Linked DNA regions of Homo sapiens: region 2 is linked to region 1. The links are chromatin loops, found by intact Hi-C in ENCODE. Cell type or tissue: ascending aorta. All regions are shown on one strand. Links, peaks and the distances in the headings refer to the core of each region. The heading gives the core; the rest is flanking DNA. Region 1 overlaps CREB3L2 (cAMP responsive element binding protein 3 like 2). Region 2 overlaps CREB3L2 (cAMP responsive element binding protein 3 like 2).

Region 1 (2,912 bases), core at 114-2,613:
AGGTGTATTACGTGCATTATTTAGTTTAATTCTCATGACACAAGGCCGGAACTATTGTTAACTTCACTTTGCCGGCATTATTGTTAACCTCATAAACCAAGGTTTGGAGTATGGACATATCTTCCTCAGGCTTGCACAGCCAGGATTCAAATTTAGGGCTGACTGACTCCAAAGCTACATTGCCACAATGCCATACTGTGACCATTAGGATTGCAATGAAGGTGTTGTGTTTATAAGAATAAAGGGAGACAAAACTTTATGGGATAGTTGCAGGATGTTTAATTCAGAATCTTAAGATAATGGGGAGATAAAACTTGACACAAATTTTTAAGGGAAGTTGCCATGTGTATTCTCTGAACTGGGTGAAGAACATTTATGTTGTGAGGCAGGGGTTCAATCCTATTAGGAGGTTTCTTCCAACTGAGAGATTCTGTGATGTTGCTTGAATCCTTTGGCAGAAACATGCATTAAGGCCGAATAAGTATCTCCATCCTTATTGCTGATGTATCACAGCAAGTGATACCAGGAGCCTCTCCTTCTAACAAACTCTTGGCATGTTTCTACAGGTTTAGTGCAGGAGACCATGTGTTCATAGCGGATGACCGTCTGTGAGCCTATCTTTATCTAGCTTTAGAGGCTGACACAAATGAGGGAGCATGCTGTAGAAAGTGCCTGTGATTTGGAACTGGCTGAACATGGGCTAGAATATCAGTTTCACCTTTCATCAGCTGTGCATCTCAGGGCAAAATAGCTAATTATCCTGAGCCCCAGTTTTCTGATCTGTAAATGGGGACATGTTTTCATTTTCTGAAAATCGAGTATGTCAAGTACTTAGTCCATCACACAAGTCTAGCACCTAATCCTGACAACATCATTATCCATGATCATCACCATCATGGTTTTACACTTGTTAGAACCTCTCCATACAGTTGTATTGTGAGGCTTAAATATCTCTTTCCTAGGAGAAACAATAAGGAAAAAAAATTCAGTCAATTTGACATGAGTACCCTAGCTCAAGGTCTCTCAGTAGGGGACAGAGATCTTGGACAATGGACTAAAAGCCAATTTACAGGATTGTCGTGAGTATTGAGTGAGAAAAAGGTTATGAAATTATTTTGTAAACTCATAAAGTTTGATTCAAATATTAGAATGCTAAAATGTTATTATGCCATTGCCTTTGAAGGAATTAAACTAAAATCCCATAACCCTTGGGTTCACATGAGCAGTACTTCGCTAAAGCGTTTGCAGTATCCAGAAAGGCTTCCTCCTCGAGGCTCACTTTGCTCCTTTCTCTGGTTTTTGGCCTTCAGGACCATAAGGCCCCTTTCCAACTGGCTGGCATTAAAGATGGGCCCACTCTGGCCCGATCCTGGCACCAGCAATGGGATGTTGACCTGTCTGCTGAGTCTTGGAGCCCACCACTGCCAAGGACACCCAGCTGGAGCTAATTTGCTGGGCTGAGTCATAGCATCTGGTTGGAACCGGTTTCTTTTCCATCACAAGGATCTCCCTGAACCTACTGAGAGCTCACCACCTTGCTAAATTCTTGGGTGTGGGTGGGTGTTTAGGCACAGTTAGACTTCTGAGGAGGATCCTTTTCCAGAGGGGAGGTTATGATAATAAACTTGATAACAACTGTGAATGCTTCAAAACTGTCTATCGTTAGTGCTGAATGGTTTGTAACATGAGAATTACTGCATAATCCAAAGTAGGGGGAGTTCAGGGAAAGTTAGCAGAGTTAGAGAACGTTTATTATTGGTTATCCAGGGGATGTTCATGAAAACATTCATTAGTGCTGCTCAGAAGAAAGAAAACAGAGTGTCAGCAGAGTGCGCCAACCTGGGCAACTTCCATAGGAAAGCCTGGCCAATCAAAGAGAGCGTTGCCTCGGGATAGAATGGGATTCCAGAGCTTTAGTGGCCAGCACAGCAGATCGGGACTTGACCTTGTAGTTCAGGGAACAAAACTGTGGCTTGGAAATGCAGGGACTGTGGGTTTACCTCTTGCATTTGCGTGTTACATTCTGTTATTTATTTCTCTTTTTGTTAACTTAGTTTTGTCTTCAAAGGATCTCTGTCAAACAGTTGTAGAATAGTCACCATCAGGCAACCAGGAAATTTGTCCTTGGGGAGCTACTTAAGCAATCAGATGCTGACTTAGATTGTTGTATAATCAGGAAGTCTGGTTCTAATCTTAGCCTTGCCACTGTTCTGCTCCTTGCTGCCCAGAGTGTGGTCTGTGGAGTCACAGCGTTACCTGGGAGCTGATGAAAAATGCAGAATCTCGGGCCTGCTTAGACCTGTGAGTCAGAAGCGACGGCTTAGGAGCCCCAGGTAATTTATCTGCACATAAAACTTTGAGCACTGACCTAAGTGGTAAACTCTGGCAGGGCATGGGCATTTTCTAGTTTCTTATTTATTATTTTGTATCCCCAGCGTCTGTCTGAAGTTTAACACACAGTAGCTGCAAAATCCTTGAATCTTCCTCTTACCTTGGGCATATTTGAACTTGTAGGAACTTTGTAAGCTTCTAGGGACTTAACTGTAAAGTGGCGTAGGGAGAGGACTGTTGAGTGGAAATGGAGCCAGTGATTGAGAAACTGAGGTGAGCATAGAAGGACTGGTGGTGTGAGTTTTTTGTTGTTGTTGTTGTTGTTGTTTATTTTTTGTAGAGATGGGGTCTTGCCATGTTGCCCAGGCTGGCCTTGAACTCCTAGGCTCAAGCCATTTGCCTACCTCTGCCTCCCAAAGTGTGGGGATTACAGGTGTGAGCCACTGCGCCCGGCCTAGGTGGTAGTTTTAATATAGACGTCTTTAACTTCCTAAGTCAAAGTCTCTGAGGGTGGATCATCAAATTTGTATGTTTTTATTTATTTATGCCTTTAAACCACATTCTGAAAACAAAACTTTTGT
Region 2 (2,912 bases), core at 218-2,717, 59 kb before region 1:
AGCTATCACGTCCGGCCCAGCAAAGTTCTAAGAATATTATTTAGCTGTGCTACCAATGCCCAGTGAAAGAAGACTATAGATGTAGAAATAGCCTCTTGAAAGTGCAGGGAAAGGCTAGGGAGGGGTGGGAGCCAGGAGGAGATTATGGCTATGTCTTGACTCACTAACTAGGAGATGTAGAATTAACTGTATTATCTGGACTCTTGGCGTCAGAGTAGAATACCAGGGCTGGAGGTAGCTAGCTGAGCCTGTAATCATGCTTACCATGCAGGACAAGAATGATTTGTTCTGTTTGGGATCGACAGCAGGTGGCAAGCTAAATGCCATTTTTCAAAGAAGCAATTTTTCCAGTTGCATATGGCTGTTCAAATATTGATGAGGGCACATGTGCCTGTCTGCAGCTAAAACTGCCGGCCTCAGCCTGACATGGCTCTACGCTGTCTGGTGACTCTCTTGGGGTAAATAGCCTTAAGCCTTAGCTGGGCATTTGGTAGGATTGAGGCCTATGGTTGCAGGGCATCTGAATTGTCCAAATGAGTGATCTTATGAGTGAGGGAGTGCTGCCCTTGTTTTCTGCCCCTGTGGAATCAGGATGGAAAGGAAATAATGAGACCCACTGTCTCTGGATCAACCTTGAGCCTATTTCTCTTTTTCCCTGCTCAGTGGATGCACCCTGGCCTTTCTAAATGAAGTGCTAAGGGATCTTGATTTTTCCTTGAATCAAATTGTATAGGTTATTCATGAGGCACATGGGAGAAGATGGGCCATTTTATCTATGGGGAATGTAAGACATAGAGCAGTAGAGATTTGCTCAGCACAAGTTCCTTGAGGACAGGAGACATGACTGTCTCTTCTATACCCTCATGGTCCTTAGTCAAGTGCAGGATGCCCAGAGAATCGTAAGTGCTTGATGCATAGTTAAGTAGAGTGAGGCAGTCCTGGAAAATGGATAAGCTGGGTGGCTTTGGCCTGTTTTTATATATTTTTAAAACTCTGGGCAAGACGTGGTAGCCCATGCTTGTAATCCCAGCGCTTTCAGAGGCTGAGGCAGGAGGATCGCTTGAGCCCAGGAGGTTGAGTTTACAGTGAGCTGTGATCACGCCTCTATACTCCGGACTGGGCAACAGAGTGAGACCCTGTCTCAAAATAAATAAATAAATGAGCAAACAAACAAATAAACTCTGGATTCTTGTAAACGGTTTTGCAAATGTGAAAATTCAGTATAATAGTGACTTGGGTAATTCAGTGTTGATATCTTTTCTTGTTTTGATTAGAGAACAAGGTGGGCGTGGGGTGATTGAAACAGTCCCTGTTTCCAGTGGGAGTGGAGTTGATGGCATGGTGGAAAGGGTGGGCTTTCAAGGCAGGCCATTTTGATGTTGAGGGACACAGGCTCTCTGGTGACCTTGGGTACATTACTTCACCTATTTGGATTTCAGTTTCTTTGCATGTCACTGCCTGATCCATAATAGAAGTACTTTTCCAACCTATCCCCTAAGTCAAATGTCTTCTCTTTGAGAACAAGGTGTCCCAACCTTAGGAGTCTGACATCATTCAGAAAGTGGAGAGAGCCTGTCATTATTCTCTCTCATGCATCTTTATTTCCTCTCCTCTCCAGCTCCTACATTGTGCTGTAAACACAGGCCTCTGCCTTGAACACATGTTTGCCAGATGCTCCCTCTTACTCATTTCTTTTCTCTTGTTTACTGCCAGGTTTTCTCAAGTGCGTGGTCACCAGCCATGGCCTCCATTTCCTTAGTCTCTACCCTGTATCCTCTGCCCGCTGGGTCCTACTGCTCAACCTCTCCCTGGCTGCTAAATCCAATAGTCTTTTCTCTGTCCTTACCTGCAGGGCCTCATGGGACTATTTGGCAATACTGACCACAGGATTGTCTCATAACTCGTTTTTGCTTTGGCTTCCATGACACTCTGGCAAGCTTAGTTCTTCCTCCTTTTCTGGCTTCCATACCAGCTGTTAAATGTGAGTGTTTTGGTACTTGGCCTTCTCTTCTCTCTGTATGTTCCCCTGGGCTCTGCTATAAACTTCAGTGCATCTGGTTCTCAGTTTTTTATACTTGTTATTTGTCTTTTGACGAAAAGCAGATCTTTGGAGTTTGACTCAAGCCTGCTAGGTCCACCTGAGCAGCAGAACAGCTCTGGCTGGGTAACCCTTGAATTTTCATGTGTTTCTTGATGTGTTTCAAAGAAGAGCTGGGATGTTGATCCTTCTTATCGCTGCACCCATTTATCTCAGGGCATGTTGAGTGACTCAGCTCTCTTGCAGTGTAAACCCAAGAGGAGCTCATGGGTCATTCCTGGGATTCAGCTGCTTCTACAGTCCGTGTCACTCATTAGAGGCAAGCTGTGTTTTGCCTAGACTTTTGCTTGTACTTTGGCTTGGGAAACCCTCTGTGGCATCCTGTGGGGGTAGGTCTAATCTTTTCGACTGTGTGGAAGGTCAATTCAAAAGTGAGACGTAACTTCTTAGATCACGTACCATATTTTCCTCTTGTGTGTACAGCTGCTCTGGGGCTCAGCTACAGTTACCTCATGTTGAATTGCCTGCTTTTGAGTTGCTGTATTCTGGTGTAGGTGTAATCTGTTTATTTGAACTTTACTGATATTACGAAGAGCTTTGGGGATTTTTTTTTAAAGAATTGAGATGGGTTATTCTGAACCATCCATATTTTAATGCCCGATTCTTGTTAGAATTATTAACAGTAGTTCTTGGAAGAGAGTTTTTCTTTGGAGGATAAAGCTTTTTTTTTTTTTTGAGGCAGAGTCTTGCTCTGTTGCCCAGGCTGGAGTGCAATGGCGTGATCTTGGCTCACTGCAACCTCCATGTCCCAGGATCAAGTGATTCTTGTGCCTCAGTCTCCCGAGTAGCTGGGATTACAGGTGCCCACCACCAT

Evidence for each region. Peaks named below come from ENCODE experiments on the same cell type or tissue, not always from the same donor. Only the 100,000 strongest peaks of a DNase experiment are listed, where the experiment ranks them.
Region 2: a loop joins it to region 1, with 2.6 times the contacts of the local background. A loop is called at or near these places in 48 of 110 quality-filtered maps.

Annotation. Positions count from the first base shown.
Region 1 is chr7:137,932,325-137,935,236 of GRCh38, reverse strand. The region is part of intron 1 of CREB3L2 (cAMP responsive element binding protein 3 like 2); the gene reads left to right. Among named protein-coding and RNA genes, the nearest start is that of CREB3L2-AS1, 20 kb to the left of the region's middle. In ascending aorta, for the core only: no CTCF peak of the experiment used is centred there; DNase peaks (open chromatin) are centred at 1,416, 1,926 and 2,216; H3K4me3 peaks cover 1,875 bases; H3K27ac peaks cover 2,500 bases.
Region 2 is chr7:137,991,769-137,994,680 of GRCh38, reverse strand. All of the region lies in intron 1 of CREB3L2 (cAMP responsive element binding protein 3 like 2), which reads left to right. Among named protein-coding and RNA genes, the nearest start is that of CREB3L2, 8.9 kb to the left of the region's middle. In ascending aorta, for the core only: no CTCF peak of the experiment used is centred there; a DNase peak (open chromatin) is centred at 1,758; H3K4me3 peaks cover 870 bases; H3K27ac peaks cover 2,500 bases.